Linked DNA regions of Homo sapiens: region 1 is linked to region 2. A link is a loop called in an ENCODE intact Hi-C map of the cell type or tissue named here. Cell type or tissue: CD4-positive, alpha-beta T cell. All regions are shown on one strand. Links, peaks and the distances in the headings refer to the core of each region. The heading gives the core; the rest is flanking DNA.

Region 1 (5,547 bases), core at 1,845-4,344, 720 kb before region 2:
TCAAATAATATAAAGAAAAATAAAGTAAGATACGAATAAAGGTGCTAGTGGAATTCTAAAAGTGGTCAGGATTCTAGCTATTGACTTGGATATTTAGGATTTAGGTTTCTTCATACCACTCCCTCAAAATACACTTTCCTTCCTGCGTTTATTGATGTTTACATTAAAAATATATTTTGGAGTGAGAAAAACATGTTAAAAGCACTGTAAGCACAGGTGAATCTCTTCAAATAGTGGGCTTCACTGTGAGGTGATCTGACCTGGGTATTTCACTGAAGGCTGTATCCCCTCCCCCCAAACTGTTATCTGCAAGTTATTTATCTGTGTAGTCAGTGTTAGGGAAGGGAAACTTCCAGTATCTTATCTGTGTGAGAAAAGCCTTGCTGCCAGTTTCCTGAGGCTGAGGAGGGAAGAAGGCCAGAACACTCAGCATTTGGTAGTATCTTTCAATAATATATTAATTAGGGTAGATTAAATAGCTCTTGTAAATCAACACTCAAAAAAGTGTATTATTACTCAAACACTATAGGAGTTTATTTTTTATAAGAATACAAAGTGGGTTTTTCTAGTTGGCAGGTAGCTCTTCTATACTTAGTGAATTAGGGAGCCAGGCTTCTACCCGGTGGCTTTGCCATTCCCTAGTCTCATCATTAACTGCATCCATCCAGCAGAAAGATACAGGGAACTTCCAAGAGGAATTTCCAAGAGGAAAATACAGATAGGGGCAAAATTCATGGCTACAATTGAGAGATGGCTAAACATTGTTAAGTGCTTCTAAGTAGCTAAAATATTCTCCTATTCTCTTTCTCACAGGTTTTAAATATCCTCAAATACTGTGAGTTAAGCTTTATCTCCGTTTTTTAAGTGAGAAAGGTGAAGTCTGAAAAGAGAATTTTCTCAGTTTCATTGCTACGAAGTGGCACAGACTTTGAAGCCCAATTGTAAAACCAGTTCAGTTTACCATTTATTTTTAAAAGATATGTGATTATTAAGGTAATTTTAGATTTGCAGTGGAAAGTAGCTTTTAGACAGAATTTAAAATGTAATATTGTTCTGTGGCTATTTTAAAAAGCATATCCCTAAACTGCCTGGAAAATGTATAGGATAAATATTTTGAAAATTATTGTTGCATATCCTGAAATTCTGACAAATAGTCCAAAGGATAGACAGTTCAAAGCTAGAAAAATCCTATCAAAAAACTAGATTATTAAAATAGGCTCGTATGATATAGAGTAACTGGGTAGTTATTTTGGATTGGATAGACAGAGATGACCTATCTAAGAAGGTAATATCAAACATTTATTATAGGTATGAAAGTGTATATGAGATATCTGTACACTTTAAAGAAGAATAATAAAGTGAATGTCTGTGCTCTTGCCACAAGGCTTAAGCAAAAGGGTATTGCCAGCAACTCAGAAGCTCAATACATGTTCATTCCTGGTCACATTCTTCTTACAACCCTCTCCTCCAATTCCCTCAAGTAACCATGATCCCAAATTTTGTGTTATTACATTGATTTTTCTGAAATAATTCAACTACATTTGTATATAACTCTAAAGAGTATATTGCTTTGGTTTGCCTGTTTTAGATTGTTTATTAACTAATTTTATTATTTTGTTACATAACTGTTAGCTATAACTTTAGGCTTTTGCAAATCAACCACATTAATGCAGTTGTAATAATTAATTCACATCCCTTTAGTATGCTATTCTATTACATGAAAATACCTTGTTTTTTTGTCCATCTGACTATTATAAACAAAGCTGTTTGAATTTATTTGTAGATGTCTCCTGGTTCCGCCAGAAGAATTTCTCTAGGGCAGGTATTACTAACCTTTTTTTGTGTCTTAAAATCCTTTCAAAATCTTGTGAGCCTGTGGATCCCAAATGTTTTTAAATGTATAACAAATACATAGGGTTGCAAAGAAAACAAATACAGTGAAAAAAGTGAACTAGAATAATCAAAATACAAAATCAAATATGAAAAAAATGAACTAGAATAATGAAATATAAAAAACTTTTTAAAAAGAAATAGAGATGCTTCTTTATTAGGGCACTAAAAAACAATATCTAATAGTGGGTGTAAAAGATGTAATTTTGAAGTAGTGATAAGTGTGGAAGAAATTTTTATGTATTTACAACAACTATAAATGGAATTTGACATTGTCTATAATATTTATTGGTTACAAAGTCACAGGTCCTGCTAATATTGTGGTTTGTTGCCTACCTTCATAAAGGAAATGGTTAATTTTAGTTAGAAGTTGTTGCCAATAAAGATGGAATTGTTATTCATCCAACTTATCAGACCCTCTGAATTCTATCTATAGATTCACTCAGGATCTGTGTACTGGAAATTACAAACCACTACTCTGGATTACATACCCAGGAGTGGAATTGCTCGGTCATAAGTTATGTACATATTCATCTTTACTAAGTAGTGCCAGACTGTTTAATAGCAATGTATGAGGTTTTCCTGACCAATTTTTTATTATTGCCCATCTGGTCTGACGAATGTGAAGATGCATTTTTATACCTTTCATAACAAATAGGTATCCGTTGAAATGTGGTGGGAATTGTATGAGGTGAGCAAAGGAAACTTGATGGTGTTCCCGCTTGGTTTTTTTCGAAGGTCAGACTTATGCAGAAGCGAGCAGGTAGACCCAATTCTGGCCCAACTGAATAGGCCAGGTAATGCCAGTGCTGGCCCAACTGAATAGGAGGGCAGTAGCTCTACATGTAAATTCTAGATGCTTATATTCTGGTACTACATCCCTGGGTACTTTCTTGTTTGGGTGCTTTATTATTCTGCAGCCACTAGATGGTGGCATAGACTCACTTTTCCTTCATTCGGTGTTAGTGTGTGCATATGTCTATTTCTGTTATTTTTGAGTTCCTGTAATGTAAGTTATAGGTATTTATAGAGTAGACTTAACTTACAGTTTTTTTTGTGTGTGATACTGGATTATGTATAGAAGAAAAACTTCTGTAAAGGCAGGTTACTAGTAATAATAAGGCGGGTTAATAATTAAAAAAATCATTTTTTATTCAGTTTTCTTTAAAAAGAGACCTACTGATATCACCAAATATTTGTTAAGCACCTGTTGTATGTTGAACATTGAATTAAATGCCTTAATGAAGAAAAAAGAAAAAACCACCACTGCATGCTTCTTTCTGAGGTGGTCAGCATGTCTTGATATTTCTGTATTAGTCTCTTTTCAGCTAGAGTTCTTGGAGTAAAGCAGTAAAGACTTGTGAATAGCTAAATATTTAAGTATACTAGAAATGTATTTAATTTTTTTCTATTAATGAAGTATTTTTATTTCTAAAACACATAAACATGTTTATATATCCATTACCTCTTTTTAGATATAAAAATTGACTTTTACGTTTTCCATTGGAAAATGAATTTTAGTGCTAATGACATTTTAAATCCTGATATCAGTGAATACAATTATTTCCCAAAATAGGCTTTGCAAATCTTTCGCTCTGAATAATCCCTGTGCCTCACAACTGGAGTCGGGGAGAAATTTTATTAGACAAATATTTCTGAACCTTTTGCTATTTGTTTCAGATTTTTCTTATTAAATATGGCTCGTTTTTTTTTTTACTAGGTGTTTAAGTCGAGATATCTTCTAGCTTTAAGCACTTACACACTTTGTTAGTACATATTTTTTTTCATTAAGTTCCCCTTCCAAATGAACACTCATTATTCGATGCTCGCCAGTGTTTTCTTTACCTCCACAAGTTGTCCCAGGTACCTACTAGCTGGGTAATTGATTAACTTTCTAATCTGAGTTAGATTTACTTGACTCTCATTGATTGTTTTTATAGCATCTTTAAGTTTGTTGTATTTTATTTATTCTCAATGTTGTATTGAGAGCTAGAACTTTAATGCAAGGGGCAAGTAGGCTGTGTCCAACCAAAAGGGGCCTATTGCCTCTTTTGGTCTTTATTAGGTGTTTCACGATACTGCCTAGGATTTTCGACACATTCTTTCTGAACTAAGTTCAAATGCCTCACTATCGCTTTTGAAGGTTAACAGAAATAGTTTATGGGAAATTAGAACTTCTCAGATTAATATTCCCTCTGAAAAACATTCTAAGTTGTCTTTTCATGATAGCTTAATAGTGCTATTAGAAGTTGCCTTCATATCCAAAATTATTTTCTTCTCATATAAAGATACTGAGTATTAAAAAAATACATTTCCCGCCGGGCGCGGTGGCTCACGCCTTTAATCCCAGCACCTTGGGAGGCCGAGACAGGCGGATCACGAGGTTAGGAGATCGAGACCATCCTGGCTAACACGGTGAAACCCCGTCTCTACTAAAAATACAAAAAATTAGCCGGGCATGGTGGCAGGTGCCTGTAGTCCCAGCTACTCCGGAGGCTGAGGCAGGAGAATGGCGTGCACCCGGGAGGCGGAGCTTGCAATGAGCCGAGATGAGGCCACTGTACTCCAGCCTGGGCGACAGAGCGAGACTCCGTCTCAAAAAAAAAAAAAAAAAAAGTTTCCCAATTTTCATACTCCCTTGGAGTCATCTGAAGCTTCCACTTAGCACAAAATAAAAACTGGGAAGAAAGTTAATAAAAGTCATAACTTTAGAGGGTACTTCAGTATAAGTCCTGTTTCATATTATTTTTTATTAAAAATCAGTTGGTCTTGCCAGGTGCTGTGGCTCACGCCTGTAATCCCAGCACTTTGGGAGGCAGACTGGCAGATCACTTGAGGTCAGGAGTTCAAGACTAGCCTGGCCAACATGGTGAAACCTTGTGTCTCCACTAAAAATACAAAAATTAGCCAGGTGTGGTGGCAGGCACCTGTAATCCCAGCTACTTGGGAGGCTGAAGCAGGAGAAGTGCTTGAACCCAGGAGGTGGAGGTTGCAGTGGCCCAAGTATGCACCACTGCACTCCAGCCTGGGTGAGAGTTTCAAAAACAAACAAAAACATTTGGTCCTTTGCCTCTTTGTTGTTTTTTGTTTGTTTTCTCTTCTTTGTTTTTGGAATGAAGCATATTTGTTAATTTATATTACTAAAGTCTCCTTTATAATTACCTGTTTATTGAGAACTGAACCCTCTTTGGTTAGTTCTCATACCTACTTGGCTGCCCTTTCATTTTTTAAAGGTTTTAAGAAATATTTACTTAATCTCAGATCACTTGTTCGGTTCTCATCCCTTTTTTTCTCAGAGAATGTCAGTGATGCCTATTTACCGACAAGGGGTCATCAGATTTTATTATTTCTGATATTTCTTACATGCTGTTATGTAGTATACCTTTTACTTAAGTCCTTTCTTACTTTCATTTCACTCTGTAAAGCTGATATTTACATTTTAGACTAAAACACACAGCAAAGAGGAAGCTTAAAGAAGTTAGGTGGTTTGCCAAAGGTAACAAAATAAGCCATTTAGAGCTGGTTGGCTCATTTTAATTGCTCTCTTACAATCCAATATTTGAGCATATTGTAACTTTGTTCCTCTTTCTCTTTTGATACTTAAATATTCCCAGGTTTATAAATAATGCTTCAATGAGTAATTTTGTAGATATGTCC
Region 2 (5,547 bases), core at 1,904-4,403:
GACAAATTGTCATTTGCTATCTTAAGGCTTCCTCGTTCCCATGGCACAGATAACCAAGCCCTTCTCTTGGGGCTACTCTGGTTCTCCCCAAGCTATAAGCAAAGGTTGAAATCTAGCCCAGAGAGAGCTTCCAAGATTTAATACTTGTGTGTCATCCATTCTGATTGACAGGATCAACTCTACCAACATCAAAAATAGAAGATTCTCGTTCTATCTACCCTCTCACTGCTCATACCTCCCCTCCCCACCACTGTGCTGTGCTTCTTTTCTACAGACCCATTTCTCCTATTCTTGCTTAACTTACTGACAAATCCTTTCTGTTGTGCCTTCAGTTTAACTGATGACATTGAGAGCATCAGGCAGGTATTTCCTCTGTTATCACCTACAAATTTATGATATTTATTATATTAGGAGTCATATTTAACAACTTTGCTTCAATTTTATAGTCTTTTATTTGAAATACGTATCTCTACCTGAAATTTGGATCCCATCTCTTCCAAATTCTTTAGGAATCTTGTGAAATCAATAATTTTCTGTCTACCAGTTTGTATCACCCCAAAAAATACATTCTATGTTCTTCCACATTAAAATAAAAGACCCTTCCTTTGCCACACAGTCCTCACTAGCCTAGATCTCACTGTGTCTCTATAGCCAAGCTTTTTGAAAAGGAATCTCTTCTCACTGAAGAACTGGTTTCCTCACCTGCCAGTTCCACTTCAACTTATTGAAATCTGCCTTCTGCCTCTGGCACCAAACTGAAACTGCCCTCACGATGGTTACCAGTAATATCCTAGCTGCCAAAATCAACATTTTTCTTTCAGTCCTTACATTATTTGAACGTTCAGCAGCAGCACCCGATGCTGTTGATTACTTCCTCTTTCACACGACTCTGTTCTCCCTTGGTTTTGGGGTCATTACCCTCACCAGCTTATTGTCATGTATCTGGGCCAATTCTTCGCAGTCTCCTCTAGTTCTGTTCAAGCCCTGTTAGTTTTCTCCATGATTCCCTCCTCATCTTTCTATTCTCATACTATGTATTGATCCTATGTGACTTAATCTAAATTTTTGTCACAAAATACCTCTGATGTGCTGTTGACTTTCAGTGATGTAGCTTTTCTCTTTTTGTCCCATTTGATATCAATCCTTTTTTTGTGTCTTCTATTTATATGTTCTCTATTTTATTTTTAAATTTCAACTGTCTCATGAATATCTACGATTGCATCTTTCACTAACACCTTAATTTATATGTACTTGAGCTGAATGATTTATTCTCTCCCCCAAATTTGTATAATCTACAGTTCTTTTTCTCTTCCTTAGTAAATGGCACCATCTTCTTCCTAACCTCTGAAATAAGAATTCTAGGACTTACATTATATTTCTGTGTCTTATTCATTTTTCTTCACCTCACAGTATTCACTAAATCAACAAGAACTGTAGCTTCTATGTTCTGATATCTTGTATCTGTATTGTTTACAACACTCATAGCTCATCTCCTTGCCTTCTGTAAGCCATTTGCACCCTGCCCTATCCCATTCTAGGGTATTATTTCATCAAATGAAGAGTATGACTTAATTAACTCATTCATAAAATATTACTTCATACAATAAACTAGACATCTACAGATGTCTACTAGACAATCTGCATTATTTCCATATGACTTGCCAACAGGAAAATTATGCCATAGTTTCCAATAGATTTCAGGATGAAGAGGACACAAGGGCCTTTGCGATCTTGCTTTTGCTTGCTTATTCATTATTGTCATCACATTCCCCCTCCTAACTGCATTACCACACACTAATTAGTTGCCCCAATCATGCCTGCGGTTTCCACAGTAAGTGTGTGACTTATCCTGCTTTTGCATATCTTTTTCCATGAAACTATATCTAACCACTTCGGTTTTCAATGAATGCCTAATAGATGAATTCCCTGCACAATGCTTTTGGAACTTAATCATCTGTTGTCATCTTTCATTTCAAAAAATGACATAGAATTCTATGGCCACTTAAAATTGATTATAAAGATCCTGAGTACATGAATTTCATTTTATTCTCTATACCACCTAATGTCATTTTAGGAGGTACTGAAATGTATTTGTTAGAAATGCATAAATAATTGAGTAAATGAATAAATGAAAACACTGTCTTTGAAACACACCACGTTTATGATTTGTTAGTGATTATCTTGCCCCATCTGGTGACTGAATTTAAAAATCTGAATTCTAGTTCAGTAGGAAGGCATTTTAAAAGTCTTGTGAGATTCCGTGACTTTTTGCCACAAACAGCCCTGAAATAAGGTCCTTTCAAACCTTTTGAAGAGCTAGAGATTTGGAGGTTCAGACTCACATCAATGGTTTGGTACTTTTAGGGTATTATTTTATCAATTGGAGAACATGACTTAATTAATAAAATATTACTTAATACCTACATAAACTAGACGTACAAGAGTGAGCAAAAGAAGACTCAGTCCCTGCTCCAATGAAGTGTACAATCTTGTGGAAAAGACAAGTTTAATATTTAAGTCATATAAATAATGTAAATTATAAATATTTTAAGCACTGCAATGGAAAGACATATGGTGTTATAAATACTCATGAAAGAGACATTTAACCTAGTCATGATGGTCTTAAAGGAAATGGTATTTGACCAGGGACCCACTTAGCCTTTTTGAATCTCTGGTTTTTCATCTCTGGAGTGTAAAGAAAACCTTCTTTTAATCCTTAGAGACTGCTGTGGAGTTTGGATAAAATAATACAGTCATGTGCTGCATAAGAATGTTTTGGTCAATGACAGACTACCTATAGGATGGTGGTTCCATACGATTATAATACTATATTTTTATTGTAACTTTTCTATGTTTAGATACACAAATACCATTGTGGCAAAGTTGCCTACAGTATTCAATACAGTAACATGCTGTATAAATTAAAAGCCTGGGAGCAATAGGCTACGCCTTATAGCATAGGTTGGTATTAGGCTGTAGCATTCAGGTTTGCATGAGTACACTCTATGATGTTCATACAATGACAAAGTTGCCTAATGACTCATTTCCCAGAATGTATCCCCATTATTAAGTAACATATGACTGTATACATGAAAGGGTTTTGAAACTATATTATTTCCACTGGATTTCTGCCTCCTCTATATGTCATATTTCCTTCTCTTTCAAATGAGAGTAGGGCTTTGTTGTAAGTACAAGTCACAAAGCGACAAAGTTTTGATCATTGAATGAAATACTTTTCTTTTTTTATTTTTAATGTCTTTTAAATACAGATGGAGTCTCACTCTGTTGACCAGGCTGGTGTCAAACTCCTAGCCTTAAACCATCCTCCCTGAGATCTCAGCCTCCCAAAGTGCTGGGATTACAGGTGTGAGCCACCGCACCCAGCCCATTGAATGAAATACTTTTATTTTTAAAGAAAAATAATTATACTGCCTGTGCCCTTCAGGTCTTTAGTTTTTCACCTCACATTTCAAATTTCCCAGGGATGGATTACACATCATTATTGAACAGATGTTAATCAAGTGAATTAGCAGAAATAGGTAGCGAATCAACGGATTCAATAAACTTTCGCACACACTATCTTACCTTAGACAATGTGGGTTTCTGGAAAAGTAGATGGTTATGTCAAGCCTCCATAGCACTGCTGTATTCCACAACTAGGGCTTCTTGAGTGTCTCACTCTGTTTGTGTCTGTATGTAGTTTTCCCTCATCATCTCTCCAGCATGGTGGCATTGCTAGCTAGACTTCTTACAAGGCAGCTCAGGGCTCTGAAGGTTCATGCCTGGGAAAGAGGGAAAGCCTACTAGACAATATTCCCTGTTATGACCTAGCCTTGGAAGTCATACAACATTCTATTCATTAGAATCTGAAAATGCATTTCAATATTGGTAAACACTACATAAGTTTAATTCTAAGTTACACTATTTTTTTCACTGATACAATTTTTAGAAGTTATTCCCAACATGGAGAAATAGCCTTATTTTCTCAATTCCACATAGGGGCATATAGAATAAAAATGAGGCTTTTCTTTTTTTTTTTAATATGCAGTGTCCTACAAAGGAATAACAACTGAATTACATTAAACAATTTGTCTTTACTGAAAGAATACATGAAATCTGGATGCTTTAGCTATTCACACCAATAAATCACAGCTGTAAATTTGAATTGTGGAAGGAAGACAATACTAAGGATATGAGCAGACATAGTTAATTGGCTGAAATCCTTTTGTAATCTCAAAGTAAATTTTAAAATCTCCAGAAATTATTTTCTGTATCTAAGGAAAACTTCAAACTTCCATGGGAAAATTAAAATTGACTACTAAAATGTTATCTAATGATTAAACATACAAACAGAAAAATTCTGACTGTTTAGAGGAATTGGGAAATATTACTTTGTTATAACTATAACAAATAACTAATTTTTATGTTTCCAGGAAAAAGGAATAAATGATGGGTTTCGGTGACAAGGAGTACAAATTATATATAGAAATGTCCATGTTTCACTTTTTACTTAGCAACAGAAACTCCAAATTTTAACTTGAGATAATGTTAACATTTATTGGCATCCTTTACATCTAGGTTTGGACATGTGATTAAGTGTGCAACTTCAGGGAAATTTGACTATTGGAACAAGGCATGCTTTTCTTTATGCTTTACTCCCTAAGATTGGTTAGAATATGGACTTGATTGATGAGCAAATGTGCAGCCATCTTCGAGAATTCAGCATCATATTACTTTGGGCTGGGCAACATGACAGAATGAGCCAGCTTTGCCAATTGTTGTGGGGCCGTCATGCTGGCAGTGTCCTTGTGGCTTGAAATTTTATATGGAGGATAAATAAAGATTTATTTCGTTTAAGCTACTGTTATTTTGGCTTTTTCTGTTATCTTCAGAAAAACCTACTCCTAACTGATAATGTTTTGTGTGGTTTTTTTTGAGACAGAGTCTCGCACTGTCTCCCAGGCTGGTGTGCAGTGGTGCAATCTCGCTCACTGCAATCTCTGCCTCCTAGGTTCAAGTGATTTTCCTGCCTCAGCCTCCTGAGTAGCTAGGATTACAGGTGCCTGCCACCATGCCCTGCTAATTTTTTTTTTCTGTATTTTTAGTAGAGATAGGGTTTCATTATGTTGGCTAGGCTGGTCTTGAACTCCTGACCTCGTGATCCTCCTGCCTCGGCCTCCCAAAGAGCTGGGATTACAGGCATGAGCCACCACGCCCGACCGTGTTTTGTGTTTTTAAGCACATGGTTCCTTCTTTCTCTCTTCCCTGCTTCCTGGTTGGTCCTCTCCTCTGTATTTACCTTCACCCTCTTATTTTATTTATCTTTCTTTTACTACCACTGTTTCTTTCTCTTTCTTCCCATAAATATCCATAACAGTAATAAAGCATTATTTTGGTTGAATCATCCAATAGCAATGAGAGCTAATAGATTTTATTTTTCTTGTTCTTACTTTATAAAGCCAGAAAATACAATATTTTAGATTTATATTTTTAAAAAACAAATGTAAAATCACCTCATCCTATGAATTTTTTTTTTTTTTTGACTGG

The links. Hi-C counts contacts between places; a loop is a spot of excess contacts. Peaks named below come from ENCODE experiments on the same cell type or tissue, not always from the same donor. Only the 100,000 strongest peaks of a DNase experiment are listed, where the experiment ranks them.
Region 1: it touches region 2 in a loop (4-fold over the local background); 7 of 110 quality-filtered maps call a loop at or near these places.

The regions. Positions count from the first base shown.
Region 1 is chr9:104,740,849-104,746,395 of GRCh38, reverse strand. The region is part of intron 1 of LOC107987105 (a long non-coding RNA gene); the gene reads left to right. Among named protein-coding and RNA genes, the nearest start is that of NIPSNAP3A, 4.1 kb to the left of the region's middle. In CD4-positive, alpha-beta T cell, for the core only: CTCF peaks have their summits at 2,602 and 2,813 (motif pointing right); a DNase peak (open chromatin) is centred at 2,825.
Region 2 is chr9:104,022,785-104,028,331 of GRCh38, reverse strand. No RefSeq gene overlaps it. Among named protein-coding and RNA genes, the nearest start is that of LINC03094, 26 kb to the right of the region's middle. In CD4-positive, alpha-beta T cell, for the core only: no CTCF peak of the experiment used is centred there; no DNase peak of the experiment used is centred there.